Linked DNA regions of Homo sapiens: region 2 is linked to region 1. A link is a loop called in an ENCODE intact Hi-C map of the cell type or tissue named here. Cell type or tissue: Caco-2. All regions are shown on one strand. Each heading gives the region's core, and the rest is flanking DNA. Links, peaks and the distances in the headings are about the cores only.

Region 1 (16,113 bases), core at 9,010-11,509:
TAACATTGGAAAGGAAGTTGTTGACAATGTTGGTGCTGAATTTATGTCCCACATTCTAGGAGACATTATTGCATAAAAGAAAATTTATCCTTAATCAGAATGTAAAAAGGATCCTCTAATTTCAAAATGAGGTTCATTAAGATCTTGAATGGGAGGAAAAACATTTAGGTACAACCATTTCAGCCTAAAATTGCAGCAAAAAAATATTGAAAGAGATGCAACAGGCTCTAGGCTTTGACTTACATTATTTTATGATGTGAGAATGGAAGATTAACATTTTTAAAGCCAGAAGGAGAATGTATGTGTGCAACCATGCTGATATTGATTCATATTTTAAAATTTAGTTTTAAATGTAAACAATAATATAATTCCCACAGAAGCCTGACTTTTTAGGCCTTCATGTGTTGCTTGTTTATTCTGTCTTTAGCACCTGGACTGAATTGGTCCCAAGTGGAGTATTAATTTTCATTGAAGTGTTTACAAAATGAAGCCCCTTTCTCTATTTTTTTCTGTTCGTTTTGTTTTGTTTTGTTTTGTTTTGTTTTGTTTTGTTTTCTTCCAAGATACACGCCTGAACTTTCCTGTCTGGCTCTTGAGTTGTTGCCAACCTGACAGAAAGCCAACTGGCAGAGGAAACTGATGAGGTGCAGTGTTCATTAGCAACTTACATTTCCCAACATGCAAAATGCTTTAGAGTTTTAATTTTTGAAGCTTTTTTAAAGCCAAATTATACTGTAAAATGACTAAACTCTTTATTTCCTTATTTGTGTTGTGGTAGTTAAGAAAAACAAATCTGTACTGTTCTTCTCACATAGTGATGTACAATTTGGGGGTTCTTTTCCATACAAATCACCACCTTGCAAAGAATTCAATCTTTGGCCAAGAAAGTTTTCTTCATAGTTAAAATGTGATTGGATACATGCTAACTGGGAATGCACAGCCCTTCTGTGAAATCATAGAAACAGTGCACCACATAAACAATAACACTGTAGTTATAGTTCATAGTATTTTGGTCATCTCTTCCATGGATAACAAGTGAAGCACATATTTTCATATATTTTAAAAATGTAGGATGCTTTAAATTTTGTTCCCAGAAACATATTTCAAGGCACCAATTTATTCTGTAAATGTATCTTTATTATTTTTTTAAACTTTAATCTCTTGCTTACCATTCCCCTTCACCCCTCCTCCCCTCCGAACCTTACAGCTCTCCGAGAGAAATCAGAAAACATGCACATACTATATCTTATAACTGGTCACCTTGGGAGGCTGCACATTATATTCTTGATTACTTCAAGTTGTTCTCCTCGGAAACGCAGAAGCCCAGACAAATGACATCATTTGAGATGAGTACATGCCTTTAATTTTAGAGATGAACATTTAATGGCTTTTGACTTTGAGGTGATTATAGCATTTCAGAGCAGCAGCCCTTCCAGATATTAGAATGGAAGTGTTGAAGCTGTTACACATCAGGTCAGCTATATACAGAATTTAGAACAGAACAAAAGCCATCAGGATATATTTGTTGGAATTTTTTGATGGCGTATGTGCACGTAAAAATCAAAATATCAAATTCTTAATTACTTCCTTAGTATTATCTTTACGTTTTTTCTTGAGCCAATTTATGTCTAAATTTATTTTAATGTCAGATTCAACAAATGAAAACAATTCTGGGAACATGCATATATTAGATTTTTTATTGGCTTTTTTTTTTTTTTTTTTTTAGGACATGGCCCTTGTTCTGCAATTTGATAGTGAAAAAAATCAGTATTTTGCTTAAAATAACAGAATAGCAAAAATGCACATGATTGGGCTAAAAAAAAAAAAAAACAAAAAACTGGGTTATTACTCTCCAGAGTAGAGAGGAGCTAGAAATGGTTACCAAATAGTGTGCTACACCCACCGTGTCCTCTCTGTCTGGACCAAAGTGACACACTCCTCCACATTGGACTTTTCAGAGCAGCAGAAGGTCATTTTTCCATGGCCAGTTTCTTAGTCTGGAGGCCATTTTTTTCTTTCATTCCCTCTGTCCCAGACACAGGCCTTGCAGTTCCTTAAATATATTATACTGCCTGAGATACTAAGTGCTTGCAAGAGCAGTTCTCTGCAACTGATTCCCAGCCCAGCCCAGCTAACCGTTTCCGAGCTCAGCTCAGACAACTCCTGAGATCAGCCTTCTCTGAACCTCCAGACCAGCTCAATGCCTCACAACCCCATTGTGTGTCGTAAAGTGAACAAAGTTTATTACCTATTTGTGTGTTACTTTGATTAGTGTCTGCCTTCCCTCCAGGATCATAAACTCTGTGAGTTTTGCTCAACGTTGTATCTCAAGCACCAGTTGTGCTGGGGGTTGGGGTGGGGGGTGCGCACATAGAAGACTCTTAATAAATATTTATTGCATGAATAAAGGAATAAGAAAGAAGCTGATTGCATTTCAGAGTTTCCTCTGATGCTGTGCAACAGGGCAAATATGTTGCAAGTTTACCAGATGAACTTAGCTTTGGAGAATAGAAAGTTTGGTTGAAGAAGGAATTGGAACATCAAAGGAAACCATGAGTTTTGGATGAGAGTTTTTAAATCCCATTGTTTGAAATATAGTGAAGAAAATATTTCATGAAATGAAAACAAATCACATCAGCTGTTAGTGGAAATGTTGCTTTGTGTTTTAATATTTTTACATGACCAGATTTTTAAATTCTGAAGTTTTGGGTTAAATTAGCTGTTTCTTTCTCTACTTCTTCAGGTTTTTTTCTTCTTTATTGCTTTTCTCTTCTTTCCTTTTGTCCCCACATCTTGTTTTCCGGTCAGGTACTGAGCACTCCATTCAGCCAACACATGGAATGCAAAATTTTTTATTTAAACCCATCTTTTAATCCTCTGGTTCTCTGAAGGTTTTTTTTTCCAACCTGATTATGATAGGAATGAAACAGGCCAAATAACTTTTTGGGAGGAACTCAGGGAGAAAGAGGAGAGCTCTCTGCCGAGACGGTGGTTCTCGGGAATCCTGCTTTCCCTGCAGGTGTGGCTCACCCACACAACTTGTACTCTGTAGTTAAGTGGGCAAATTATTTGTCCCACGTGTGAGGGACCTGCAAGGTACCAGTTTTAAGAAGGAAGGTAAATTCCATGTGTACACCATCATTTAAAAACCGGTGTGAGGATGGGCGTGGTGGCTCACACTTGTAATCCCAGCACTTTGGAAGGCTGAGGCGGGCAGATCACTTAAAGCCAGGAGTTGGAGGCCAGCCTGGCCAACATGGCAAAACCCTGTCTCTACTAAAAATACAAAAATTAGCTGGGCATGGTGGCACATGCCTGTAATCCCAGCCACTCAGGAAGCTGAGGCAGGAGAATTACTTGAATCCAGGAGGCGGAGTTTGCAGTGAGCCGAGATCACGCCACTGCACTTCCAGAGAGCAAGACTCTGTCTCAAAACAAACAAAAAACAATGTGATGTAACTTAACGCAATCTGCCATTTTAAAGTGGCAAAAGTGTCTGTTCTTTCATCTTCTTTCTCTCCTCTCCTTTCAACCGATTATTATGGAAGAACAACTGTGCATCTAAGGTAGTACTGGCAAAGGGTCAATAGTAGAGTAGGCAAGGTGTGTGTTGCCATGGAGCTTACTTTTAAGGGGAAAGTGTCTCTCATTAATGCCACAGATATCCCTTAGTTTTAGCGAAACTTCATATTAGTTTTAGCTCAACTTCAACTCTCTGGTTTTCCCTTGAACTCCCTCAGCATGGTCCGCTTCCCTTTGTCCTTCATGGGAGAAGTGCCTGTTGGTAGTATCCAGCTGCAGCCTCTTTGCAAATGTTCCTTGACAAATCTGTCCTCAGCCAGCTTCTGTAGTCCTTTCTGGATGCTCTCCCATACTCTTCCCAACCTGGATGGAACCATCACTCCTGAAACATTTTCTAAAACAACTTCTATTTACCCCATATCTACCCCCTCCCTTTAGTGATCAGGCCCTAAACCCTGCCAGTCAGACATGAAATTGGCAGTTCTAAGTTACAGCATCCTATTGGGTAGTCTTTCATCATAACGGAGAAACTAAGAATATATAATGTTTAATATGAAGTGGCAGGAGTGTGTTTGCTCCTAGCCCCAGGTATCTGTTTCCCTGCATGTATATAACCTGGGCCCTGCCGTCAGGCATGTGTGCCCATTGACAGAAACATGAGCGTGTGTCCCATCTTCTGAGGTTAGCTACTCAACAGCAGGAAGCTGACTGGCTTGTCTGAGCACTTGCTGCTTTTTTGCCTACATGCAGGAGAATATCTGATAAATTTTTGTTGACTGTGATAAACGGGAAAATTTCAAAATGCTAGTAAAAGAGAATAAGAATGAAAAAGGCTTTAGATCAAGATAAATAAAATGTTACTCTTATAATATTATAACCGAAATGATCTCATCTGACGTGTTATAATATGCTGGAAGAAGAAGATCCCTTCTGTATTCTCTCCTCAGGATTTAAATAATTTTAGACCATCTCTATCATAAGTTATTTTCCCCAACTGTACTATATTTTAATACCATTTCCTATGCCTAAAATACATTCCCTGTTCCCCATTCTTACCTATAAAACTCCCACTCATTCTTTAAGATGGAACTCATATGTCACTGCCTTTCTTATTCCTTCCCTAATCATCCTAGCTCAGAATGACCCCTGTGCCTCAGTATTGATTTGCGAGGATCCTAGGGACTTATATTTGTATTGCCACACAGGGTTGAAATTTATCCACATGTGTTCCTTCTCCCGGGGTGATCTTGGGCAAATCACTTAATCTCTCTTTACCTCCGTTACTCCATGTCTAAAATGGGGATATAATAGTACCTATCTCAGGGATTGCAGAATATAGTTATTATTGTTGTTTGTTCTCTCTTCTATTAATTAAGTTCCTTGAGAGCAGTGACTGTGTTCTCCACCTTTGCATTTCTAGCTCCCATCTGAAAATGGTGGTGCTGAAGGAAGGAATGAACAAAGAGTTTTGACATTTTTATGATGCTCTTCACTTTTCTCTTCTGATTTGGTTTAAACTCAATGGAGGCTAGATTTATAGCTGATCCTTTGGGGTCTAGACCTGGTTCTAGGATGTTAGCTAATGAGGGAAGTATTTGATAATGACCAATATTTTCTAGAAAAATATTCTTTCTTTATAAAACTTTGCTTACACTATCATGGACTTTCTTCTCTAATCCCGATAAGCCAAATATTGTAATAATATATCATCTTCTTGACAGCGAGTCTAGTTATTCTTCCCCCAAACCACTTTGTTCATCTAGAATTGAGTCTCCTATTTTTCTTTCACACCTACATATTTGGAACTGATTTTCTTTAATAATAACTTCACAAGAGAAGGACACTTAACCTATGCATAGTTAAGATGAACTTACTTTCTATGCTTCTTTTCTCAGAAGAAAATTTTATAGTTTGATCCTCAGCTTTCTCTGGCCCAACCATGTGAAGTTTGGTTATCAGACACTATTAATTTGCCTATATAAGTGGAAGATTTGGTGTCTGTTTGTCAAATACTTGGTCCTGTGTTCCTAGCATGCCAAACAGCACTGATAGGAATTAATATTTATTTTACACCAAAAATGACCAGATATAGCACCAAACCACCCTGTGGGATGTCCTAGCTCACTGGTCTCATAGTCTAAAGCAGGAAAGCAATATATTGGACCCTCTAATAGGACAAAGCCCTGACCCCCAAATATTCTATTTCTATGGACTCATCACTAGAGTACACAAAGCCTTTGGACTCTTGCTTCCTAGTATGGGACTGTTGTTACCACAGAGGTACCTATGAAAATCCATTTTAATTCTCCTCTAGATGGAGTGGTTTCCAAGCACCATTCTGCAAGCCAGAATCACCTGAGACGGTTGTTAAAAATACAGCTTACAGGTCCTACCCTAGACCTACTGAATCAGAAAGCTGAGGAGGCCTGTCTGAAGATCTGTGTGGAACTGGAGCAGTGTGTTCTGTCTGGAGCTCCCTTGATCAAGCATGAGGAATGACTTTCCTTTGAGACATCATCTCACTTGAGCTACCCAGGGCCTTGCCCTTTCTTCTGGAGCAATTAAGGTCCTAGGTCAATGAGTGGGGTGAGAGTTGTGTACTTGGAGGGGATCAGTTGAGGTTTTGGGTTTTAGTAGCATTTTGGGCATCAACGAGCATCACCTCTTATAGGCACACAACTGGCACCTTGCTAGGAATGTTTGTCAGTGCCCCCCCCCCACCCCCATCTCATGTTAGCAGCAAGGTAACCCTTAGGGCACTGGTTTGGCTGCTCCCTCAGCTGTCTCTGGCACTGGACAGTCCCCACTGTTGGTTTCCATGGTCTCACAGTCACCTATTCATGCATTCCCTCTCTCTTCCCATTTCCTTAGCCAAACCGGAAACATTTAAAAACCTAGCCTGGGAGTGAGAAAGCTCTATATGTACACAGCCTAATCTTTTTGCCCTTTGCTTAGACTAATGTTGTTTAAACTTAATGTTCAAGTGTTTGCAAATCTTGCTTTCTGTTTCTGCAGAAAATAATTCGTGTCTAGCTATCAGGCTAGGATAGGGTGGAAATGGGGGGACAGAAACATACCTTGCAATAGAAGAAATGAAAATGAAAACTGTAAATATCCAGCATGCTATTCATTGAAAATGTGAATCTGTAATGAAAATTTTGTCTGGAGAGAGTGGGTCAGCAAAGTAGTCCTTCAATAGCCATTTAATAGGAGCAGTAAGGGAGTATTGGACAGGAATTGTACGTATATTCCAAATAATCTCACAGTTCAGAAATAAGCCCTAATTTTTTTGTATGAATAAGCCATAAGTTTATTATGTTAAAAATATAAAATAATATAAAATTAAAAATAGAAAACATGAAAAATAATATAAAAATAAGTTGACCATAATAATATTAAACATGAAAACATTTAGAATAAGTACAGCTGCCATTTACTGAGTGCCTATAAAATGCCTTGCGTACTTTCCCTCATTATACCTCATAGCAATCCTGTGAAGTAGGTGTTACTACCCAGTTTACAAATGAGGAAGACTGGGCTTAGAGAGGTGAACTGACTTATGTGACATCACAAAACTATTAGGTGAAAAAATTACAATTCAAATGTAGGCCCATCTGGAGTCGAAGTCCGAGTTCTTTATGTCTGCGTGTATTGCCTACTAATTCTGGACCGAGAGGCTCCGACATTCCCTCCCCACCTATTTATTCTGCTTATTTCTCTTTGTTTATTGTGACACAGCTGTGCCATTTAGTGGCTGAAGTTCTTGGCAGGATAGGGTTTATGCTGAGGCTCTTCCTTCCCTTTCATGTTGAGTGAGCTGCGGCTTGTCAGCATGTCAGGGTTCAGAGGTCAGAGTTCAGGATTTTTTTTTTTTTTAGACGGAGTCTCGCTCTGTCACCCAGGCTGAAGTGCAGTGGCACAATCTCAGCTCACTGCAACCTTCACCTCCTGAGTTCAAGCAATTCTCCTTTCTCAGCCTCCTGAGTAACTGGGATTATATGTGCCCACCACCATGCCCAGCTAATTTTTGTATTTTTAGTGGAGATGGGGTTTCTCCTTGTTGGCCAGGCTGGTCTCAAACTGCTGACCTCAGGTGATCCACCTGCCTCAGCCTCCCGAAGTGCTGGGATTACAGGCATGAGCCACCGCGCCCAGACTAGGGTTCAGAATGTTTTTTGCTTGGCATCAAAGTGAGTGAGTCTGGGGAAGTTTATTCCTTAGGTGATTCCATCAGGTCAGAATTGGGTTCAAATGGATAATGTGATGTGATGATGGCAGCTGAAATTAAAAGCAAGAACTCACTTTGGGGGAAAAAAAACAAGAAAAATAAGAGTGACCTTGGTAGCTGCTTATATTAGCATTCTTGATTAATGTCTGCTTTAAAAAAATCACACGGGTAATGCAGCTATAATCATTGTACCAGTCATAACCAATTAGTTATGTTTATGTAATATGAAACAATATGCAGGCAGGGCTGCCTGGAATCCCACTTTCTTCCACAAAGGGAGTCAAGATCACATGGATTGCCACTTCTGCCTGTGCCTTGCCTTTGCAGGACACTATTCTGATTGCGACCAGGTCTGTTACGTAAGCACCGCATTCAGTTGGCTCTGCCAGTAATTCACAAAGTTACTTCTTTTGTGGACGTGGAAGGGACCTGAAAGAACTGTCCATAACAGCATGTTCCCAATTCAATCAGCCTCTATCCTTCTACGCCTCAGAAAAGAAACTGGATGGCAGGCTCATAACCAGCAAGCCCTAGCTGTTCTGGAGCCCTGTTTTGTTTGGCCTACTCAGTGTTTGTGATAACTTTCATTTGGAGCCCAAACTTGAACAATAGAGACTTCACATGAATAGCTGGATTTTGTTTGTGTGTTTCTTTTTGAAAAATGCAAGGAATGGTAGGAACTGGTGGGAGTTGAATCATGGTTGCCCCTTAGAAGGGGCCTGTGCTCCCAGCCCACCCCAGAATCAATCCCTTTCATTCTCTTGTATTACGTGTGGGCCCTTAGGTGCAGTGGAGTTTATGGCCTCTGCTTTCCCTTCACTGTCATGTTTTCCCTCCACCACCCTGTTGGTGGAATAAAAGATTATAATGAGCGACAGTTCTGATCAAATTGGAAATAGTTCACTTATCATTGTGTCAATTTTTTGTAAACAGGAACTCAAGATCCACACAGTTATAAATGTCCTTAGAGGCCCAGAAATGTATCAAGTACCGGATATGGCACGTAGTAGCCGCTTGGCAAGCGTCTATTGAGTGAATCTACGAATAGAACTCCTGAGTGTGTGGGGACTCAGGGTCATTTGTTTGGCTGGAAGAAGAGACCTTACAGGGCAGTTTGGGAATATTAATGACACTCTTTAAGTACACAAAGAGTTTGGATGACAGCTAGCAATTTTTTTTCATTTCCATAAAATACAGGATTTTATTTTTATTTTGTGATGGGATACCTTGGCCATGTTATACCAACACCCTTCTGGGGGACATTAAACTTTGGTGACCTTATAAAATTTCAATAAATTTTCTTTTTCTCATCCAAGCAAAATGTCCTCTTGGGTTCAGTTGGGTATGACGCCTGACAGTCTCTCTAACCTGATACTGTCTATTTCTCCCAGTGTGGACTGTGAAACAGGGACCTCTGTGTCTCTGTGCCCCAGAGACATTTGATGTTAACCATGAACGCTTATACTGTTAATAACATTTAGGTCCTGTCCTACAAGGAAAAATACAAGTTATTAATGCTTCTATCACAGTGATTTAGGACTAGGGCTTCATAGATTGACAGGGTTTGAATCTTTGTTCTACTATTTGTTCATCATGTGGCCCTGAGCAAGTTATATCTCATTGCTGTGGCTTAAGTTTCTCATCTGCAAAATGAGTATCCCAGTAGTAAGATCATAGCATAGTTAGAACAACGCCTTAAACATAACCTCCAGTAAATGACAGCTGCCATTCTGGTGGTAGTAATGATAGCAGAAGTGATATCTGTCTTAAATTATAAAAATGTGCCACTAAGAACTTTTTTTAATTTAGTTTTTTGTCTCTTTTCCCCCAGCTTTATTGAAGTATAATTGACAAATAAAACTGTGTGTATTTAAGGTATAGTTTTCGTCAAATGCGTTTATTACTTTGAGAATTGCACAGCCCTTTTGTCACTAGACTGTAAAAATATTGGATACATTTTCACCCATTAGTGTGTGATTGAGTTGGATTTGGTGAAACAAGAACCCTTCAGGTATGCATAGAAGGGGCCCCTTGCTTTCCTGGTTATGACAGGCAGAGGAGGCCTGTTTGAGGGAAGGTAATTATCTTCCTGCAGTAATTACTTTTCTATAAAAATCCAACACTCTCTCACCCCTGATTACTGAAGGAAAACAAAGCTCTGGTTTCTGTGTGAGCTCCTTGTAGTGAGAGGCCAGCATTGGAATGTGGTGTGATGTCACTGCTGATTGGCCCCAGGGTTCTGGGTTTCATCTGTGTTGTTGGAATACCTCAATTTATCTGTTTTCTACAGGGGATTACAGCACTCTTCAGGGGTTTGGAAAGTTCTGAAATGAAAGCATACTTCAGGGGTAACACATGCCTATACCAAACACTGGCAGTCCTCACAGGGCTAACAGTATATGCTAACCTTATGGAGACTTTATTTTTTTCTTAACCATCAAACCACAGGAGTTTTAAGCTGGCTTTATTACCATCTCTTCCTCTGATCCACTCCCTTACTTACTTTGGGCAGAAACTTTATTTTATTTTTATTTATTTATTTTTTGAAACAGTCTCGTTCTGTCGCCCAGGCTGGAGTGCAGTGGTGCAATCTCAGCTCACTGCAGCCACTGCCTCCTGGGTTCAAACGATTCTTGTGCCTCAGCCTCCCAAGTAGCTGGGACCATAGGCACCCACCACCACACCTGGCTATTTTTTTTTTTTTTTGAGATGGAGTCTCGCTCTGTTGCCCAAGCTGGAGTGCAATGGTGCAATCTCCGCTCACTGCAACCTCTGCCTCCCGGGTTCAAGTGATTCTCCTGCCTCAGCCTCCTGAGTAGCTGGGATTACAGGCATGCACCATCATGCCTAGCTAATTTTTGTATTTTTAGTAGAGACAGTGTTTCACTATGTTGGCCGGGCTGGTCTCGAACTCCTGACTTGAAGTGATTTACCCACCTCGGCTTCCCAATGTGCTGGGATTACAGGCATGAGCCACCGTGCCCAGACAGAAACTTGATTTTAGTAGCAAGATTACAAATGTTTATGTTGGGCCTCTTCTTTCCAGTTACTTAAAAATGCATTTCAAGTCTCTACTAAGTAACAGTGAATTCTATCAGAGTTGTTTCCCAAAGTGGCTTTTGTTCCCCCATGTGATATGGATACCACTGAAACAAAAGCCTTTTATTTTATTTTTTTTTTACGTAGATGCCTTGTAGATTATAAGAGGGAATAGATATAGTGTGGCAGTTAAAAGGCAGAAGCAGGGAGGGAAGTCTTCTAGAGTCAGAATCGAATGTATCCCTGCTAATTATGTCTGTGACCTTGGCAAGTTCTTACTTCTCAGTTTTGTCCTTTGTAAATCAGAAGTCATTTGTGTCCCGCCCTCTGGGTGGTGGGTGGGATCACTGCTCAGCCCACCCTTAGTAAGCACTCAGCCACTAATATGTTACCTTTATTACTGCTTTACTGTTATTGTACCTTGCTGTAAACTGAACCTGGAAGAAAATTCTACTTATTGCAATTATGAGATGTCATGTTTTCAAAGGATTTTCAAAATACTTTTTTTCTGATACAAATATTTGATTTATCTCTCTTTGTGATTGAATCTCATTTCAAATTTTATTGACCACCACAACCTCTTTATTTAATCAATAACTACTCAAAGACGGAGAAATGCAGTCACCAATATGACTTATGTCACTTAATTTTAACTACCAGGAGACCACGAACTGCTTGAGCTGGTCATTTCATCAGTTGTCCCTTATTTACTGAGCACCTACTATGTGCCAGGCAGGAATGGGTTCTGGGAAAACAATGGCAAATAAGAAAAAATCCCCTGCCCTCAAAGAGCCTGTGGTTTAATGGCAACATTACTTCTTACTTGTGTTTGTGTCCATCTCACATTTTTGTGTCTCACATTTTTGTTTGTCCATCTCACAAACACATCTCACATTGTGTTTGTGTCCATGTCACATAGTACCTGGCATACAATACTGATGCTCAATCAATGTGGGGTTGTTTTGGGTGAATTGAGTGCAGCTTAACTGAAATGGAAGTCCAGTGCTATTTCTGGAAATTTTCTTTAAAAAAATAAGATTTTTCCATGAAAAGACCGCCTTGTCTTTATGTTTTATTTATTAACAATCCCAATCCATCTGATTGGATGGAAAAATGAATCTAGCTGATTACCGTTTTCTTGCTTTTTAAAGAAGCCCTTTGCTGTGACTCTATTTATATAAAATTGCATGTGGTGTTTTGGTATATCAAGACATGTTTAAAAGAAGGTTTTTCTAAAATATAAACCAAGGTTGGGACTTGCTCTTGAACTTTACTGTACTTTACAGCATGATGAGTTCCTTCTCTAGTGTGCACAAAACTCCTGGTCTGCCCACAAACCAGCAGCCTTCCCTTCTACACCTCCAGATAAAGAAGAAAGGCAGTGGATGGTGGGATGGGAAGGAGGTGGCGAGAGGAAGACATATTAGGTGCTTGGCTTTGTATGGAACACTGTATGTGTTTTTTGTTTTTTGTTTTTTTAAATCACCTCTTACCTTTGAGGTAGATAGTGTTGATCACCTGTACAGATAAGGAACCTAAGGCTCAGAGGTTAAGAAACTTTCTCAAGAACACTCAGTAGAGAGGTAGCAGAGTTAGGATTTGAGCCCAGGTTTGCCAACCCCAAGCTGCTGTATATGGGAACAAGAATGCACCTCTTCTCTATCTAATAGATATTCTTGGCTAAGTCTTGCAAGGGTGAAAATTGTCTTACTCCAAGCTGCTCTGGGCCAGGTAAGACAGATCACAGGAAGTGGTAGGTTAAAATGTGGCCCCTCTTGTGCTACTCCTGTGTTCAGCTCTCCTGGGGTGGGGCACAGCAGCTTGATAGGAGTCAGCGTGGTCTGGAATTCCCTCAAGTTTCCATGGTTTCAGTTCCAGTACACAGAGTGCTACTCTCCTCCTGTAGAAAATGAGAAGCACTCCTCTTCTGAGTCTATTTCTCAGGATCTGTTAGATAAGATGCAGAAGTTTTGTCTAGGTCTAGTTAGAAATCTTGCATCTTTGGTTTTCTTTCTTCATCAGCTTCTTCAACTTTCATTGCATATGGAATTCCAGGATATCTGTGACAAGGTGATGGTACTTAGAGGCTCTGTGGTTGCTTTAAGACCTGTTGGCATCCAAAGGATATGTTAACATCCATCTGCCTTCTACCATCTCCCTCAAAACCCCAAATTACTGTGCTAGCTCTGTTATTTGTTGAGAAGTATGTGACTCAGGGTTCTTTTCATTGTCAGATATGAAAGAAAATCCAACTGAATTAATCATATTTATTGGTTCACAAAACCCAACTCTCCAAGGCCATCCAGCTTCAGGTATAATTGGATTCAGAAGCTGGAACAGTGTTATCAGGACTCCATCTTCCTTTACCTCTGCAAGTGCTCTTCTGTGTAGTATATCCTGTTATGTCTTATGTAATTGTTAGCTGTTCACCAAATATTTCCAGCTTTCTTCCTTTTGGGTAGGATTCTGCTTCTCTGTCCCCTGAAGTTAGGTTTGGCAATGTGATTTACTTCTACCAATAAAGTGTGGACATAAGAGGCATGTGGCACTTCTGGGCAGAAAGCTTTTAACAGCCAGTACATTATTTATTATGTCCCCCTCTTCCTACCATGGCAAACATTGAAGCATGTATCAAGATGGGGTGGGCCTTCATCAGCTTAGATGCATGAGTGATATCAACGAGCAGAGCTTCCCTGCTTGTCACTATGAACATTTAATGTGAGAGAGAATTTTTGTTTTACTAACTGACTGAGGTTTTAACATTTTATTATAACATAATCCTTTCTATCCTGACTAACATACATCCTCTATGTTCATATACAAATGAAAACAAAAGGAATTTCTATTCTGGTTGCTCAAAAAAGTGTCCTAGTATTAACTCTGAATAGCTATGGTTAGTGATGTTCCCAATTTCTGAACGAATCCTGTGTTCTGATTGGCCAGGTCAAGGTCACATCTTTATCCTTGAGTCAGAGGGGAAATCAGCCCATCCAATGCTCATGGGCAGAGTAAAAGAGATGTAGGTACCCAAAATAAATAGTGATATCAGAAAAATGGAGGATGAGTGCTAGGCAAATTAAAACAGCATAGGTCTTCTATATGATAAGAAAGGAAACATTTCTGCAGCATTTTATTTTTATTCTGGAGCAGGCATCGCATTGTTAGACCTTTTAGAAGGTCAGTGTCTTTCTAAATCTATTGAAGAGAGTTTTATGGTCTTCTTTATTGCCATACTATAAATAGATATGTCAGGAAAAAGTTATAAATTTGAAGCCTAAAGTAGAAATACCATGTCAGCCCATATCCACTTGTCAGTAATAAAAGTAAAAGATTAAAATACAAATGTGACTACCTTTCCTTTTCTCAAGTTTCTTCCACAGTATCACCCAAATTTCAGCCTTTATTCAGCTTTAGGGAAGATACCTCCAATGAGATGACAGGTCTGCCCTCTCTGTCTTTGGATTCTTACAGCAATTGATCTGTCTACCTCTCACTGACATTCATTAATTCTGCCTTTTAGGACTCAAGATGAAAGCAAATTTTGTACCACTTCCATGTGTGTGGAAGCTTCTAGGATGGACCTGGCACTAAGTAAAGAACAGGTTCTCACTGTATATTTTTAAAAATTTAAAGATACCCTGACTCAGTCTTTTCTTCTTTGGGTTAATCTTATCATGTTCTTTCAGTTTTTTCTTGAATTAGTGTTTCTAAATCTCCTAACTGTACTGTTTTCTCCTTCTTGTGCTCCAATTTGTCTATGTATATGATTTGCTTTCATTTAAAAAAATTCAGTCTATAATCTCTGTCTTTTGTGTGTGTAGACCACTTACATTTATTGTAACTATTGAAATGTTTGGATTTAGGTCTACCATTTTATAATTTGTTTTCTGATTATCCCTTCTAATTTTCATTCTTCTGTTTTCCCTTTCCTGTGTTCTTTGGGGTTATTTAAACATTTTTTTAATACTCCATTTTAAAAACATCGTGTTTGCCTATTTCTGTTTGTATAGTGTTGTTAGAGGTTGCTCTAGGGATTAGAATACACATACTTAACATGGTCTATTTACAATCAATATTTTACTACTTCAAGTGGAACATGGAAACATTACTCATATATCTCTAAATCTCTTTATATTGTAGTTCTCTCATATACTACATTTATATACATTAAAAACTCCATTAGATAATGTGATCATTTTCAATTTCAATTTTCAAAACTATTTCTGTTTTTCTTCCTTTATTTCTGATGTTCCACTTTTCCTTCTGATATGATTTCCCTTCAATCTGAAGAACTTCCTGAAGCAATTCTCTTAATTTTCTTTCAACTGAAAATAGCTACATCACCTTCAATTCTGAAAAATGTTTTCATTGAATGTATTTTTCTTTCAGCCTTTAAAAAATGTTCTACTTCCTTCTGGACTCCAAGAGGTTCTGATGAGAAATCCACAATTATTCAAATCAAATTTCTGGCTTTTGGGCTGGATTGAGTACAGGCTGGGAGGAAAACAAGAAGAATGATATACTTACCACCAGTTTACTGAGACTTCAAAGTATGGTTTTTTGCATTCTGGGGTCATGTGCTCTGCCCAGGTTTTCTACTTGCATTCAGTGGGGGCGAAAAGATGGAGTATGGTAACTTCAACTTACCAGGAACCTCCATGTGCATCTGTTTTGGAGATATATAGTTCAACAGAAGCTGCTAAAGCCCCTTTTATGTTAATACTATGTGTAGTATGTGTGCATATTTGTGTGTATTTAACAAAATCTAACATAGTGCTTAGTATGTGCCAACCATAGTTTTAGGTGCAAGTTAACTCATTTAATCCTCATGACAGTCCGATGAGATATGTACAATTATTGTCTCATACTTTACAAATGAAGAAATTAAAGGAACGAAAGTTTAAGTAATTTGACCAAGGTCACACAGCTAGTAAGTGGTGGAGCCAGGATTCAAATCCTCAGGGAATCTGGTTTCAGAGTCTGGCTCCTAACCATTACACTAAGCTGCCTTTAATTAACTATGATTATGTAATAATTATACTAAAACAGTGAGAAGAAATAATGCCTTCTCACAACAGTGAGAAGAAATAATTTCTTACAACAGTGAGAAGAAATAATGCCTTCTCACAATAGTGAGAAGAAATAATGCCTCATTGTTATTGACCACTTTCTGTACCTTTGTTTTATTCCAGCCACTTTATAAACATTATCCAATAATAAATGTGTTCATTTGTCCAATTTTTACTGAGAATTATGTCAGGTAGTGTGCTGGGTGCTAGGGTTCCAGAAGTGAACAAGCCCTGGTGGAGGCTACATTCTAGTAG
Region 2 (16,113 bases), core at 4,514-7,013, 77 kb after region 1:
CAGAGTCTTGCTCTGTCACCTAGGCTGGGGTGCAGTGGCACGATCTCGGTTCACTACATTCTCTGCCTCCAGGTTCAAGTGGTTCTCATGCCTCAGCCTCCCAAGTAGCTGGGACTACAGGCACACACCACCACACTGAGCTAATTTTCGTATTTTTAGTAGAGACAGGATTTCGCCATGTTGACTAGGCTGGTCTTGAACTCCTGACCTCAGGTGACCCACCCACTTCGGCCTCCTAAAGTGCTGGGATTACAGGTCTGAGCAACTGCGCGTAGCCTAGAATATTTAATTAAAAGATTTTTCAAGCTACCTTGCTGGTGATGCTGCTGGGTCTTGTGCACTGGGTAAGTGAATGCCTGGGCCACATTTAGCAGTCACCAGACAGTACACACATTCCCTCACATGTGACCAGTCAGGGCAGAAGGGCTGTCAGGTCGAAGAGCTGTCACATTTTCAGAAGAATTAGACACCCCTGCAAAATATTATCAGTTCAAGTCCAGAAGGTTACCTACTGGAGATGCCCATTTCTGAGACAGTTTAAACCTCATTTCTCTAAGGAAAACAAACTAGCAAAGCACACCTTGGAGTTTGGGGGAAGAAATAAATATGCCATTCCTGGCTTTCTTTGGATAGAAACAACCTAAATGGAACCACAGAGCCAAAAATTGGAAAAGAGTAAAGTCATTCTGAATTTTAAAATCGTAAGACGGTGTAACATGCATGTCAGTCACCTGATAGAAGTGTATGTGTGTACATGTGTGTGCATTAGTGTGCGTGGTACAGGTGAGAGGAAGATATCATGAGGAACAGATAGTTAAGGAGTCAAGAAGACACAACCTGCAAAGAAAATACTTGGAAGATAATTGTGGGGCTTTTTGTTTGTTTGTTTTTTGTTTTAGAGACAGGGTCTCACTCTGTTGTCCAGGCTGGAGTGCAGTGGTGTGATCATGGCTCACTGCCACCTCGACCTCATGCACTCAAGTGATCCTCCCACCTCAGCCTCTCAAGTAGCTGGGGACTACGGCACATGCCACTAAGCCTGCCTAATTTTTTAATTTTTTGTAGAGTCTGGGTCTCACTATGTTGCCCAAGCTGGTTTTGAACTCCTGGCTTCAAGCAGTCCTCCTGCCTCAGCCTCTCAAAGTGCTGGGATTATAGGTTATCAGCCACTGTGCTCAGTGAGAATTGGGATTTCACACTTTTGAGAATGGCAGGGGAGCAGGAACTTTGTGTTTTTTAAATCTATGATCTTTAAGTTATAGAACAATTTTTGGAATATAGTAGGCATTCAGTAAATATTTATTACTGAAATATGAAAAGAAGTCAAAACTTGGGAAAATAATTACTACACACATCACAAAAACACATAGCTTTGGTCGGGCACAGTGGCTCCCTCCTGTAATCCCAGCACTTTGGGAGACCAATGCAGGTGGATCACCTGAGGTCAGGAGTTTGAGACCACGCTGGCCAATATGGCAAAACCCCGTCTCTACTAAAAATACAAAAGAAAATTAGCTGGATGTGGTGGCGCGTGCCTGTAATCCCAGCTACTTGGGAGGCTGAGGCAGGAGAATTGCTTGAACCTGGGAGGTGGAAGTTGCAGTGAGCCGAGATCATGCCATTGCACTCCAGCCTGGGCGACAGAGCAAGGCTCTGTCTCAAAGAAAAAAACAACAACAAAAACACGTAGCTTTGTTGAAGTGGGAGTGTCAGGTACCATTGAACCAGAACTTTCTACTTACTTTTGCAACATTTTCCAGAGCATATCTTACTTTATGATTTTCTGGATATCACAAAAAAAAAAAATCTGTGCTCTTTAAAAAATGGTATAGGTCAGGCGCAGTGGCTCACACCTGTAATTCCAACACTTTGGGAGGCCAAGGCAGATAGATTGCTTGTGCTCAGGAGTTTGAGACTAGCCTGGGCAACATAATGAGAACCTGTCTCTACAAAAAAGTACAGAAATTAGCTGAGTGTGGTGGCACGCACCTGTAGTCCCAGCTACCTGGGGGGCTGAAAGGGGAGGATTGCTTGAAGATCAAGGCTGCAGTGAGCCGTGTTCACACCACTGCACTGTAGCCTGAGTGACAGAATGAGACCACATCTCTAAAAAAATAAAAATAAAATTTAAAATATTCATTTTAATTTATGCCACTGCTGACTCCATCCTCATAGGTACTGAATATTTGTTTTGAAAAGATTTTTTAGTATGGATATTTCAACCTCATGGTAGAAGAGAAATGAAAACTAAGCTGAAAATATTAGAGAGCTGCATTCTGGGCCCACTTCTGCACCTTCATAGCTGTGTGTAGCCTCTGGATAGTTAAGTGACCTCTGATCTTTAGTTTCCCCATCTTTAAGATGGGATGGTTAGCAAACTGATCTCTTTCCAGCTCTACAAAGCTATAGATTTTTTTTTTCATTTCACAAATAGTAAACATTTATATTTTAAGAAGTTAGATTATAACTATGAGATAATTAGCGTATGAAGAACATTTTATGGCATGTTAAAATTTTTCTTAGTTGACAGGATCTTAAGTTGAGATAGCCACAGACTATTTTCTATTTTCCAAAATATGTAAATAATTGGTAGATTAATTCATTCAGTCATCAAATAAGCATTTTTGAACACCCACTCTATCTATCTATCTATGCCAAGAGTTATTGCTAAGCACACACACAAAATCCCTTATTTGGCAGAATATAAGATATACTCAGATATGTAAGATGCAATCTAATTTTATAAGGAAATTTTGAGAGAAATTAAAAATTTAAGTATGTTTTATTATACAGAGGATAAGAAAAGCTATTTTTATTTATAAATTTATTTGTATAGTATACGAAATAATAAGTTCTGGATATATAGTAGTATTCAAACCTTTAAAAATTAAGCTTTTAAAGCTAAATTACATATCCAAAAAGAAATACATTGGCCGTAGAATACTAGAACCCAGCAGGCAATAAAACACAAATTGCATTTACAAATTAAGTGCCCATACCATACTTATGGGGTTAGAAAAGCAAATACCAGTACTATATTTTGTTGAATACTAATAACTAAAAATCCACACTATAAAACAAATAATAAATGAATTCCAGTAGAGTGTATGCAATCAAAAGCAACAATATTAGTAAAACCTCGTACAAAGGAAACAGTAAAATCCTATAAATGTACGTGAATTCTCTTCCAGGTAACCTGAATATTTGTGAAACTCACCTCTTTGCTGTGATGTATTGGGGATCACACTTTGTCATCAGGGCAATATTGCTATTCTCCTACTATTGTCCATTGAATGCAGATGGCAGATTTGTTAGTTGAATTTTCTATTGCAGTAGCATTGCTTATTTTAAGAATATTTTTAGTAGCTACTAAGTGACTATAAGTTACCACGGCTCACCCCAGACTCAAAGCAAGTTTTTTGTGGGCGGGGGGGGGGGGTTGGGGGTGGAGGTGGGAATTGGGGTGGGGAGTTAAGTGGATACAGTTTATGTGCAGACAAAAAGGAAAAAAAAAAAACAGAAATACTCTTGCCTCCTAATTGACTCACTATGTAAAGATGGAGACAGATTATGTGTCTGCTTCCTACACTGCCAATAATCTTAGGACAGAGCTATATGATTTTTTTTAAAGGCTTGGCAAGGAATTACAGGGTTGGGGTGGAGAGAGGAATTCCCCTTTGAAGGAGGAGGAGGAGGAAAAAGGAAAAAAGGAGGGAGGGAGGGAAGAAGGGAGGGAGGAAGGAAGGAGAAAGAGAAGGGGAATGGGAAGGGGAAAGGGAAAGGAATCCTGTAAAGTATATAGAAGGAGAAAGGGAGAGAGGGAGGGAGGAAGGAAGGAAGGAAGGAAGGAAGGAAGTTCCTGTAAAGTATGTGGAACCCCAAAAAGTGTCTGTTGATTTGGTTCTCCAGAAACCAGGTGCTGAGACAGAGTTCGAAGTGCAAGAGCTTTATGGTAGGTGGGAGGACGAGATAAAGGCTTTGAAAAATAAAAGGGGGAGGGAGCAGGATTGCAGTTTGAGCAGGGAAAGCCTTGGGCTGTGATGTAAATCTGACAACTGTGAAAGGACAGTGGGGGAAGCAGGGTTGGGGAGGTAGAGCCTCAGACTCTGATGCAGGTCTGACAAGTGTACCAACCCCAGGGGGAATTGGGGATTAAAGATTGACTATTAGAGAAGACTTCATTAGGAGGAAATGGCCAGGTCCTAGTGCCCTCACCATCTTCTGTTATTGGCTGGTACTGACCAGGAGGACTGTGGCCCCATCTCAAAAGCTAAGGAGGATGCCAATGGGGTGACAGCTGGCAGCTGTCTACTAATTGCACTCCTTGCAGCTCAAAGGCAAGTTCTTTCTTGAAAGAGTTTGAACAGTGAACTCCGGGGCTACCACAGCGTCTAACATTAACTGTGACATGTTTTACTATTGAAACACAGGAAGCAAATAATCAGTGTATCAATGTCAAAAAATAAGAGAGATTTCATATTTTGAAAATATACTTTGGGAAATATATTATTTTTTAAAGGTTTGTAAGTGTTTATTTTAAAAGAATATTTTTTAAAAGTTCATTTTTTAAATATTTAAATAATACCGAAGTACCCAAATATTCTCCATTTCCAGTTACCACTTGAAAAATCTGGTGTGTATCCTCACAAAGTCTTTTCTTGTAGTACATAAAAAGTGGAACGATATTAAAAGTAATACTGTTTTGCAAGTTGCTTTTTTTATTCAACAAGATAGGATTTTTAGCACACTTCAACACCTTCCACTGCTCTGACCCTCGTGTTTTGTTACAATTATCTAGAAATTTTGTTCCAGATAATTATTATTTTTTCACTTTATATTTCTTCAATTTAACTAATCTTTGTTGACAAATGCATGGATTTCACAGCAACATGGTCACCAATTATTTAAAATTAAGCATGGCTGATTTCTTTTCTCAGCACTATTTTTTATATGTCAAGTCTCCCTAATTTATTTACATTTGTTAGTTGACAGCTAAGATCTCCAGCCTAATCAGATGCTTTAATTTTGCTGCCATCTGTTTTCTTCCTCCTTTTGGCTCAATGCCATCCCTTTTCTTTCACTTGTCACTGACGTGGGCTTCATCAGATTCCCCACAGTGCCTTTCCTGGTTCCATCTGATTTGCTATTGCCTTCAGCATTGTGAAGCTGAGCTTTATTGAGATGTTTTCCTAACCTCCTTCCCTCTCACCCCTGCCTCTCTTAATAGAAAGCCACTCAATTAATACATAATATAATCGGATTTTATTGGTAGCTGAACCCACTGCCGTGGTCAGAAATGGCGAGGTGGTATTTATTTTTAGAAGTAGTGTCTGTGGCCCTGTTGTTTTTCTAACTTATAAAGTTTCACGTGCTTTCTGGTTTCCCTTTTCCAAAAAACAGAATAAGTAGAGTAAGTCCTAATACCTCCGGCTGTGAAGATTCAGCCCAACCTTGCCCCAAGACAAACCAGGGATAGCATTTAGATGACAATCCATAGTCCCAAGGAGAAACTACAGGAGGCTGCTCCAAGAAAGGTGGTCAGCTCCAGGGGATTCTGAGGCTCCGTTTTGTTACTTCACTTGGAAATCTAATGTGTGTAAGTGGAGGACATTAGGATAAAATGGCTGAATTCGCTGAAAAAAACAAAAAAAATAGGTTGGGGAAGAAAAGGAGGAAACTAATATGTAGAGATTTTGTTTTCGAGAATATTTTATCTTATACCAGATCCTCCATGTACATTTTCCAGATGTGTCACAAGAAAATGTATATTTTATTTATTTGTGTATTGTAATATTTAGATCCAGCCTTAAAGTTCCAATTTCCAGGAAGTCCAGTACATATTTCCTTTTTCTCTACTGGACTGAGAAAGGCAAAGAACATGGTGTGTTGAACCATGCTAAATTATACCACAGGGAAGGGACACCTTTGCTCAGCCTTAGCTGATTGCGTCCCTGTGGGAATGAAGGCCCAGTGTTCTTGGATCTTTTGATGATATATATATATATATACACACACACACATTTTTTAGAAGAAGCTTTATACTACTTACATAGAAATAAATGTCTATAATAGCAGATGGTTGAAAACAGTGAAATGATTTTACGCATTTCCGGATTTGGATTGAGGAATAGATAGCAAATCCACCACCGTGGTGTATAGAGAATGAGAGAAAACCCTGTTGCAGTCTCCAATGAGACCAGCTTTGTAAACCACATTAGAGTTGTTGATTACTAAAGGGCCCAGAAGTCAGCAGAAGCATTTTACAGCTCTGCTGAGAGAAGTGTATGTGTCCCTTTGTTAGACCCATGAGACCAGGTCCTGGCTCTTAGGTATATTTGAGATATGTTTTATTCTTTTGACATAGCTTATTTGTCCCTCAGCTTGTCTTAACAAAGTGGAACATTTATGCTCCATGCTGTCACTACTGAAAAGAGGATGAATATAAAAATAAGGAAACTCTTGAGGGTAGCAAATGATGGAAGAAGTGGATACACTCTGGGAAACAGAGCTATGCTATGGAATGCCTGAAAAGAATAAAACTCAAGTATTTTAACACCAACAACAAGTAATTATATTACCACTGAAATAGTGAAGCATGGTTTTTGAAGCAGTAATGTGTGAATTTCCTAAGGGCTACATCAAACCATCCTTAAACCACATGTACAAGGTGAACACTTCCATTTTCAAAGGCATTTTGAAGAAACAATGTGGATCATTCTTTCTCTCATCCTTTCTCTCATCCTTACCCAGTACTTTTACAAAACTAAATTTTTACCCTTCCCAAAAGCTGGTAACTGGAGTGCACAGTTAATCACTTAGTTACTCTCATTGGACATCTCATCTCCTGATTTAAATGCTGTTTTACTGTGTGCAAGTATGGTAAACAGGTAAATGTAATGTTGATTTATTTTGAATAGAATGGTAGTTAGAGGAACTTAGCTCCACAGAAACCCTTTAAATCTACCAAGTTATGTGCAGTGATTGTAAATCTCTGTTAAGTGTAAAACATACCTTATGAATTCACCAGGTTTACCAACACCTCTGTTCCATCACCATCAGTGAAACTGTATCAAGCATCCATAACACTGTAGGAGGCACCATAAGATACTGCAGCACTATCAGTTCTAGAAACAAACGTCTGCCATTGGGGATCCCACAGATGGTTGCATAAACCCTTTTAATTAGCATATTATTGACCCAATAATAGCTTTTCTGAGAGATATGTTTTATATTCCAGTCTGCCCATATGGCACGGATATGCTGCTTAAGGATCACATAATAAAAGTCTTTATGAAAATATGCATAGCATATGTCTAGTATCAGATTTATAGACTGAATAGTTCCTGTGGTTTTCTTTTTCTTTTTCTTTCACCAAATAAGGGAAATGAATAAACTTCTCAAACCTAGGCAATTATTTAAGTTCAACAGAGGTTTTATCTCATTCATGAAAGATTTTCTATCAACAGGTTTAAAATCTTTTAACCTTTGTTTTCAAAATTAGTTATCATTTTCACTCTTGATAAAGGTCTTTCACAAATTTTTCAGTAAGGCATGAACCATCAAAAAAGTACAGTTCTTATCGACAATGCTGGAAGTTCTATAATGAACCCACTACTAAAAGGCAATGAGTAAGAAGCATGCATTGGAAGAACTTAATGTGGTTGGAGTTTGCAGAAAAGATAGGAAACCCAAAGAACAGAGATATTTATAGTTGCATAATTCAGGGCATTCCTCGGAAATTTTTAGACAAATAGAGCAAAGCAAAGTATCTACATTAAACATGGCTAGGTACTTTCCATTTTACAGACTAGCAAGCTTCCATGAGAAGCATATGGAATCTCACATTGTTTCATTTTTATTGCATTGTAGGACATTAAATTTTGATTCAAATGAACCCCATCTTATGAAATTGAGGTATGGTTGGAGAAAAAAAATCAAATTCCAATGTGGATTATTTATAAATAAAGATCCTTCTTCAGATGACTCATGTAAGTTCATTCATTCATAAATACTTTGTTAATTTTAGAAAATTGACATTTGAGTCAAGCTCACCTCCCTCTCTCATATTGAGTTACATGCTGCGGTAGTTACATGGTCTCAGATAAAGATATATTGCTTCATTTGATAACATTAACTCAGCAAAGAGCAACAGCACTCTAAACAAAAACAGGAGGTCTGAGGGAGAATTCAACTCAAAAAGAAGTTTATAAGTAGGATTTCAGAACATACTCACCCACTGCATTTGTGCTATGCCATAGTACTATGCTCAATGCTGATGGAGGTGATTTGTTAATAGCATGAAGCCACTGCCCTCTAACAGCCGTGTTGGGAAGATAAGCACAAATGGATCATGTAATTACCAGTTCAAGACAGAAGGAGTGTAAGTGTCAAATAAGTGATTCCAAAGATAAAACTGGACAAGGTTCAGAGCAGAAGAGATGAATGAAGTCAGCATAGAGGCAGGGGCAGAGCAATGGCTCTAGCAACCGTCTTAGGAGAGAATCCTGTTTTCACCACTTCATAACAACAACATGGTCTTACGTCACAATGTCACTGAGCTCCAACTTCCTTATTTGTAAAATGGAATCAGAATGTGGTCTTTACAAGTTATTATGATGATGAAAAAAGATAATGTATGAAAAGTGCATGATATACAGGAGGCACCCTTACCTGGTAGCTATACTAAGGCTACTGTGATCTATCGGGGCAGGAGTGGAGCAGCCAATCCTCTTGCAAAAGATATGCCTAAACTCAGGCCCAGTGAGAAATTTGGTTAGGGCCTGGCACTTAAAGGCAGGAATTGGTGAGAAGATTGGCCCAATAGAAATTTGTCTTTAAAGTGTGTTAGAGAATTTTAAAGTATATTGTAGTCAGATTACAGAGGGCCTTGAATACCAGGAAGAGAAGTTCAGGCTACATTCTATGGGCAGCTGGGAGTCACTGGAAGATTTTGAGCAAGAAAGTCACCTAATGAAATTGGTATTTTAAGGCTTATTCTGATAGACCTGATAATTGGACATGCAAACTGGATTGGAAATAAGAGAGTAGAGAACAAAGGATGAGAAAGAAAAAAATGAACATTTATTGAACACATATGGTATGTATATGTTTTAGACCGTGGCCTGAGAGCCAAACTCTGATCCCAAATGGGGTTCCCATAAAGGAAGACTGAATCTCTTTTTCTCTTTGATGAAATGGAAAGTGAAAGCCCAGAAGAGCTTTTCAGAATTCTGAAGGCACTAGACTAGAGTAGCCAAACTGCTACCTGGAAAGGGAATATATAGTGCTGGTAGATGGAAAGCTCAGAATTCAAATCCTGTTTAAGGAAATATTTTTGTCGGTATTAAAATACTTTAGGCTAGGCATGGTGACTCACGCCTATAATTCTAACACTTCGAGAGACTGAGGCAGGAGGATCACTTGAGCCAAAAGTTCAAGACTAGCCTGGGCAGCAAAGTGAGATCCACCATCTCTGAAAGAAAAAAAATAATTAGCTGGGCATTGTGGTACATGACTATAGTCCCAGCTACTCAGGAGGCGAAGGTGGGAGGATTGCTTGAGCCCAGGAGATTGAGGCTGCAGTGAGATGTGATCACACCACTGTATTCCACTATGAATGCAGAGCAACACCCTGTCTAAAAAAAAAAAAAACAAAAAACTTTAAATGTCTTCTTTTTTCTGTTAACAACCTGGCATTTTATTTTCCATGTTCTTTCTCCCTATCGTTTTATACTTAGAGTAAAATTCATAATGGACAAGGCTCAGAGGCTTCAGATGTCAGGCATGATTTGTTCATGAAACTCTCCATGCAAGTCTGTTTTAATTAAAAGCAAACTGTTTTACAATGAAAACTGTTTAAAACAAACTCTTCTGTGAACATTTGAACATCTGTAAGGAAATATAAAGGAGCCCAATTATCAATCTGAAGAGTTGTATCCAAGACAATCCAGTTGTCTTTACAATTGAGGGTGGGCCAAAGAAAGGTGATTTCATTTTGGCAGATTTCCTGCTTCATGGAACCCTCCTCAGACTCATGAAAGGATTTGCCAACTCCAGGAGGCTGGAGTTCTATTGGATTCCAGTAAATGCCAGTAAAGAGCTCAGTAAATCAGAAAACATGACTTCTTCTAGACTTGTATTCGTTTTTCTTTTCAGAATTATCTTTCTAACATGCTGTTCTTATTAAGGAAAATTCTGGGAGCATGTGGTATTCCAAGAGTCACTTTGTGTTACCAATTATTATTCAAAAAGTATTACACTTACAGCCTAACATTGGCCAACCCTCTTAGAAGGATCCAGAGCACCACTAATTTTCTTTTCACTGAATGCAGACTTAATAAAAATTTTCATATTCTGGCTTGCAATGAAGTGTCATGTTCCAAGCAGATATCCAAGATCTATATTCCCCAGGGTTTGGTTGAACTGTGACATTATGTTCATTTTTGGATTGTTGTCATGTTTATCAATAGATTTTTTTCCTTGGCCTTGCTTTGCCAGGATGAGTTCTCAGGTCTCATAAATATAACAGATATATGTGGTTTTAAAGAGATTAGACATTTTTCTATGAAAAGACAACTTCAGATCTGAGACAACATAGTGTCCAAAAAGAGTTAAGGTTGGGGGGCTGTAAAAGCATCACTTTTACATGCACCTGTGCTTACAGGATTTGTGTCATATTGGTTGGCCATTTTCATTGGTTACATAACATATTCTAACTTGTCAGACAGTTACTGATTGGCAACACAAATGCTTCTATAATGTACTCAGAATCAAGTTTCCATTTCAAATTATTGCTGAAACTCATTTTTAAGAACCTGTCATGAAATCACTTAAATTCTGTGCTTTATTGGGAAAATACATGCATGTCTTCAGCTTGAGACATAAGATTTTATAGCTTTAAAATTTTGTATTATGAAAAAAATCTGTTTAAAAACTCCATACATTATTTTAATATGCAAATCACAGAAAATGAAAGTCTCTTATGCAACTTCTCTTACTATTTGGAGAATATTTCTCCATAATTTTTCCTATATAATTCCTAACATGCTTGTTCATATAGTCCTTAAAATGGAATCACCATATGCCTAAACTTCTACAACTTGCTTTTCCTGCTATTACATATAAATCTATTTATTCATTTTTGATAGGAATACTATATTCCTTTGGGAAGTGGCCTATAATTTATTTGAACAGTCCTCAGTTGATAGACATTTACATAAGGTGTTAATCTTTATTTACTTTTTAAACTTAAATACAGGGATATTCACTTTTTAAAGTGAACTGCTATGAGTTTTGACAAATGAATGCAGTCATGTAACCGCCACAATTCGGATACAGAACTGCCCATCACCCCAAAAGTTTCCCCTTACTGCTCCTTTGTAATCAACCCTTTCCCCCCAAACCAGCCCTTGGCAATCACTGAGCTGTTTTCTTTTCTTATAATCTCACCTTTTCCAGAATATCACAAAAATGGAATCATGTAGATGTAGATTTTTTAATTATTATTATAATTTAAGTTTTGGGATACATGTGCAGAATGTGCAGTTTTGTTACATAGGTATACATGTGCCATGGTGGTTTGCTGCACCCATCAACCTGTCACCTACATTAGGTATTTCTCCTAATGTTATCCTTTCCCTAGCCCCACACCCCCTGACAGGCCCCGGCGTGTGATGTTCCCCTCCCTATGTCCATATTTTCTCATTGTTCAACTCCCACTTTTGCGTGAGAACATGTGGTATTTGGCTTTCTGTTCTTGTGATAGTTTGCTGAGAATGATGGTTTCCAGCTTCATCCATGTCCCTGCAAAGGACATGAACTTATCCTTTTTTATGGATGCATAGTATTCCAGGGTGTATTTGTGCCACATTTTCTTTATCCGGTCTACTATTGATGGACATTTGCGTTGGTTCCAAATCTTTGCTATTGTGAACAGTGCCACAATAAATATACATGTACATTCATGTCCTTTGCAGGGACATGGATGAAGCTGGAAACCATCATTCTAAGCAAACTATCACAAGGACAGACTACCAAACACTACATGTTGTCACACGTAAGTGGGAATGAGTAATGAGAACACATGGACACAGGGCGGGGACCATCACACACCAGGGCTGGTCAGGGGATTGGGGGCTGGGGGAGGGATAGCATTAGGAGAAATACCTAATGTAAATGACGAGTTGATGGGTGCAGCAAACCAACATGGCACGTGTATACCTATGTAACAAACCTGCACATTGTGCACATGTACCCTAGAACTTAAAGTATAATAATAATAAAATAAATAAAATAAAATAAAATAAAAACAAAAACGATATGGGTGCATGTGCCTTTGTAGTAGAATGATTTATAATCCTTTGGGTATATACCTAGTAATGGGATTGCTGGGTCAATGGTATTTCTAGGTCTAGATCCTTGAGGAATCGCCACACTGTCTTCCACAATGGTGGAACTAATTTACACTCCCAGCAACAGTGTAAAAGCATTCCTATTTCTCCACACCCTCCCCAGTATCTGTTGTTTCCTGACTTTTTAATGATCGCCATTCTAGCTGGCGTGAGATGGTATCTCATTGTGGTTTTGATTTGCATTTCTCTAATGACCAGTGATGATAAGCATTTTTTCATATGTCTGTTGGCTGCATAAATGTCTTCTTTTGAGAAGTGTCTGTTCATATCCTTCGCCCACTTTTTGATGGGGTTGTTTGTTTTTTTGTTGTAAATTTGTTGAAGTTCTTTGTAGATTCTGGATATTAGCCCTTTGTCAGATGGATAGATTGCAGAAATTTTCTCCCATTGTGTAGGTTACCTGTTCACTCTGATGATAGTTTCTTTTGCTGTGCAGAAGCTCTTTAGTTTAATGAGATCCCATTTGTCAATTTTGGCTTTTGTTGCCATTGCTTTTGGTGTTTTAGACATGAAGTCTTTGCCCATGCCTATGTCCTGAGTGGTATTGCCCAGGTTTTCTCCTAGGATTTTTATGGTCCTAGGTCTTATGTTTAGGTCTTTGATCCATCTTGAGTTAATTTTTGCTTAAGGTTTAAGGAAGGGATCCAGTTTTAGTTTTCTGCATATGGCTGGCCAGTTTTTCCCAACACCATTTATTAAATAGGGAATCTTTTTGCCATTGCTTTTTTGTGTCAGGTTTGTCAAAGATCAGATGGTTGTAGATGTGTGGTGTTATTTCTGAGGCTCTGTTCTGTTCCATTGGTCTATATCTCTGTTTTGGTACCAGTACCATGCTGTTTTGGTTACTGTGGCCTTGCAGTCTAGTTTGAAGTCAGGTAGCGTGATGCCTCCAGGTTTGTTCTTCTTGCCCAGAATTGTCTTGGCTATGTGGCCTCTTTTTTGGTTCCATATGAAGTTTAAAATAGTTTTTTCCAATTCTGTGAAGAAAGTCAGTGGAGGCTTGATGGGGATAGCATTGAATGTATAAATTACTTTGGGCAGTATGGCCATTTTCACAATACTGATTCTTCCTATCCATGAGCATGGAATGTTCTTACATTTGTTTGTGTCCTCTTTTATTTCGTTGAGCAGTGGTTTGTAGTTCTCCTTGAAGAGGTCCTTCACATCCCTTGTAAGTTGGATTCCTAGGTATTTTATTCCCTTTGTAGCAATTGGGAATGGGAGTTCACTCATAATTTGGCTCTCTGTTTGTCTGTTATTGGTGTATAGGAATGCTTGTGATCTTTGCACATTGATTTTGTATCCTGAAACATTGCTGAAGTTGCTTATCAACTTAAGGAGATCTTGGACTGAGATGATGGGGTTTTCTAAATATACAATCATGTCATCTGCAAACAGAGACAATTTGACTTCCTCTCTTCCTATTTGAATACTCTTTATTTCATTCTCTTGCCTGATTGCCCTGGCCAGAATTTCCAACACTGTGTTGAATAGGAGTGGTTAGAGTGGGCATCCTTGTTTTGTGCTGGTTTTCAAAGGGAATGCTTCCAGTTTTTGCCCATTCAGTATGATATTGGTTGTGGGTTTGTCATAAATAGCTCTTAGTATTTTGAGATACATCCCATCAATACCTAGTTTATTGAGAGTTTTTGGCATGAAGGGGTGTTGAATTTTGTTGAAGGCCTTTTCTGCATATCTATTGAGATAATCATATAGTGATTGTGTGATTGGTTATGGTTCTGTTTATGTGATGGATTACGTTTATTGATTTGCATATGTTGAATCAGTCTTGCATCCCAGGGATGATGCCAACTTGATCATGGTGGATAAGCTTTTTGATGTGCTGCTGGGTTTAGTTTGCCAGTATTTTATTGAGGATTTTCGCATCGATGTTCATCAGGGATATTGGCCTGAAATTTTCTTTTTTTGTTGTGTCTCTGCCAGGTTTTGGTATCAGGATGATTCTGGCCTCATAAAATGAGTTAGGGAGGATTCCCTCTATTTCTGTTGCTTGGAATAGTTTCAGAAAGAATGGTACCAGCTCCTCTTTGTACCTCTGGTAGGATTCGGCTATGAATCTGTCTGGTCCTGGACTTTTTTTGGTTGGGTGGCTGTTATTGCCTCAATTTCAGAACTTGTTATGCTTTATTCAGGGATTCGATTTCTTCCTGGTTTAGACTTGGGAGGGTGTTGTGTCCAGGAATTTATCCATTTTTTCTAGATTTTCTAGTTTATTTGCATAGAAGTGTTTATAGTATTTTCTGATGGTAGTTTGTATTTCTGTGGGATCAGTGGTGATATCCCCTATATCTTTTTTTATTGCATCTATTTGATTCTTCTCTCTTTTCTTCTTTATTATTCTGGCTAGTGGTCTATCTATTTTGTTGTTCTTTTGAAAAAGCTAGCTCCTGGATTCATTGATTTTTTGAAGGATTTTTCGTGTCTCTATCTCCTTCAGTTCTGCTCTGATCTGAGTTATTTCTTGTCTTCTGCTAGCTTTTGAATTTGTTTGCTCTTGCTTCTCTAGTTCTTTTAATTTTGATGTTAGGATGTCAATTTTAGATTTTTCCTCCTTTCTCTTGTGGGCATTTGGTGCTATACATTTCCCTCTACACATTGCTTTAAATGTGTCCTAGAGATTCTGGTATGTTGTGTCTTCTTTCTCAGTGGTTTCAAAGAACATCTTTATTTCTGCCTTCATTTCGTTATTTACCCAGTAGTCATTCAGAAGCAGGTTGCTAAGTTTCCATGTAGTTAGGCAGTTTTGAGTGAGTTTCTTAATTCTGATTTCTAATTTGATTGCACTGTGGTCTGAGAGACTGTTTGTTCTGATTTCCATTCTTTTGCATTTCCTGAGGAGTGTTTCACTTTCAATTATGTGGTCAATTTTAGAATATGTGCAATGAGGTGCTGAGAAGAGTATATATTCTGTTGATTTGGGGTGGAGAGTTCTGTAGATGTCTATTAGGTCTGCTTGGTCCAGAACTGAGTCCAAGTCCTGAATATCCTTGTTAATTTTCTGTCTCATTGATCTGTCTAATATTGACAAGGGTTTGTTAAAGTCTCCTACTATTATTGTGTGGGAGTCTAAGTCTCTTTGTAGGCCTAATAACTTGCTTTATGAATCTGGGTGCTTGTGTATTGGGTGCATATATATTAAGGATAGTTCACTCTTCTTGCTGCATTGATCCCTTTACCGTTATGTAATACCCTTCTTTGTCTCTTTTGATCTTTGTTGGTTTAAAGTCAGTCTGTTTTATCAGAGATTAGGATTGCAACCCCTGTTTTTTGTTTTTTGTTTGTTTTTGTTTTTGTTTTGCTTTACATTTGCTTGGTAAATATTCCTCCATCCCTTTATTTTGAGCTTATGTGTGTCTTTGCAGGTGAGATGGGTCTCCTGAATACAGCACACTGATGGGTCTTGACTCTTTATCCAATTTGCTAGTCGATGTCTTTTAATTGGGGGCATTTAGCCTATTTACCTTTAAGGTTAATATTGTTATGTGTGAATTTGATCCTGTCAGTATGATGCTAGCTGGTTATTTTGTCCATTACTTGATGCATTTTCTTCATAGTGTCAATGGTCTTTACAATTTGGTATGTTTTTGCAGTGGCTGGTACCGATTGTTCCCTTCCATGTTTAGTGCTTCCTTCAGGAGCTCTTGTAAGGCATGCCTGGTGGTGACAAAATCTCTCAGCTTTT

The links. Peaks named below come from ENCODE experiments on the same cell type or tissue, not always from the same donor. Only the 100,000 strongest peaks of a DNase experiment are listed, where the experiment ranks them.
Region 2: a loop joins it to region 1, with 1.9 times the contacts of the local background. A loop is called at or near these places in 1 of 110 quality-filtered maps.

The regions. Positions count from the first base shown.
Region 1 is chr4:53,113,661-53,129,773 of GRCh38, reverse strand. All of the region lies in intron 5 of SCFD2 (sec1 family domain containing 2), which reads left to right. Among named protein-coding and RNA genes, the nearest start is that of SCFD2-AS1, 190 kb to the right of the region's middle. In Caco-2, for the core only: no CTCF peak of the experiment used is centred there; a DNase peak (open chromatin) is centred at 9,963.
Region 2 is chr4:53,032,233-53,048,345 of GRCh38, reverse strand. All of the region lies in intron 5 of SCFD2 (sec1 family domain containing 2), which reads left to right. It overlaps LOC124900701 (a long non-coding RNA gene), which reads right to left and starts at 9,731. Exons shown (of 3, transcript XR_007058116.1): 1 at 8,234-9,731; 2 at 311-472. In Caco-2, for the core only: no CTCF peak of the experiment used is centred there; no DNase peak of the experiment used is centred there.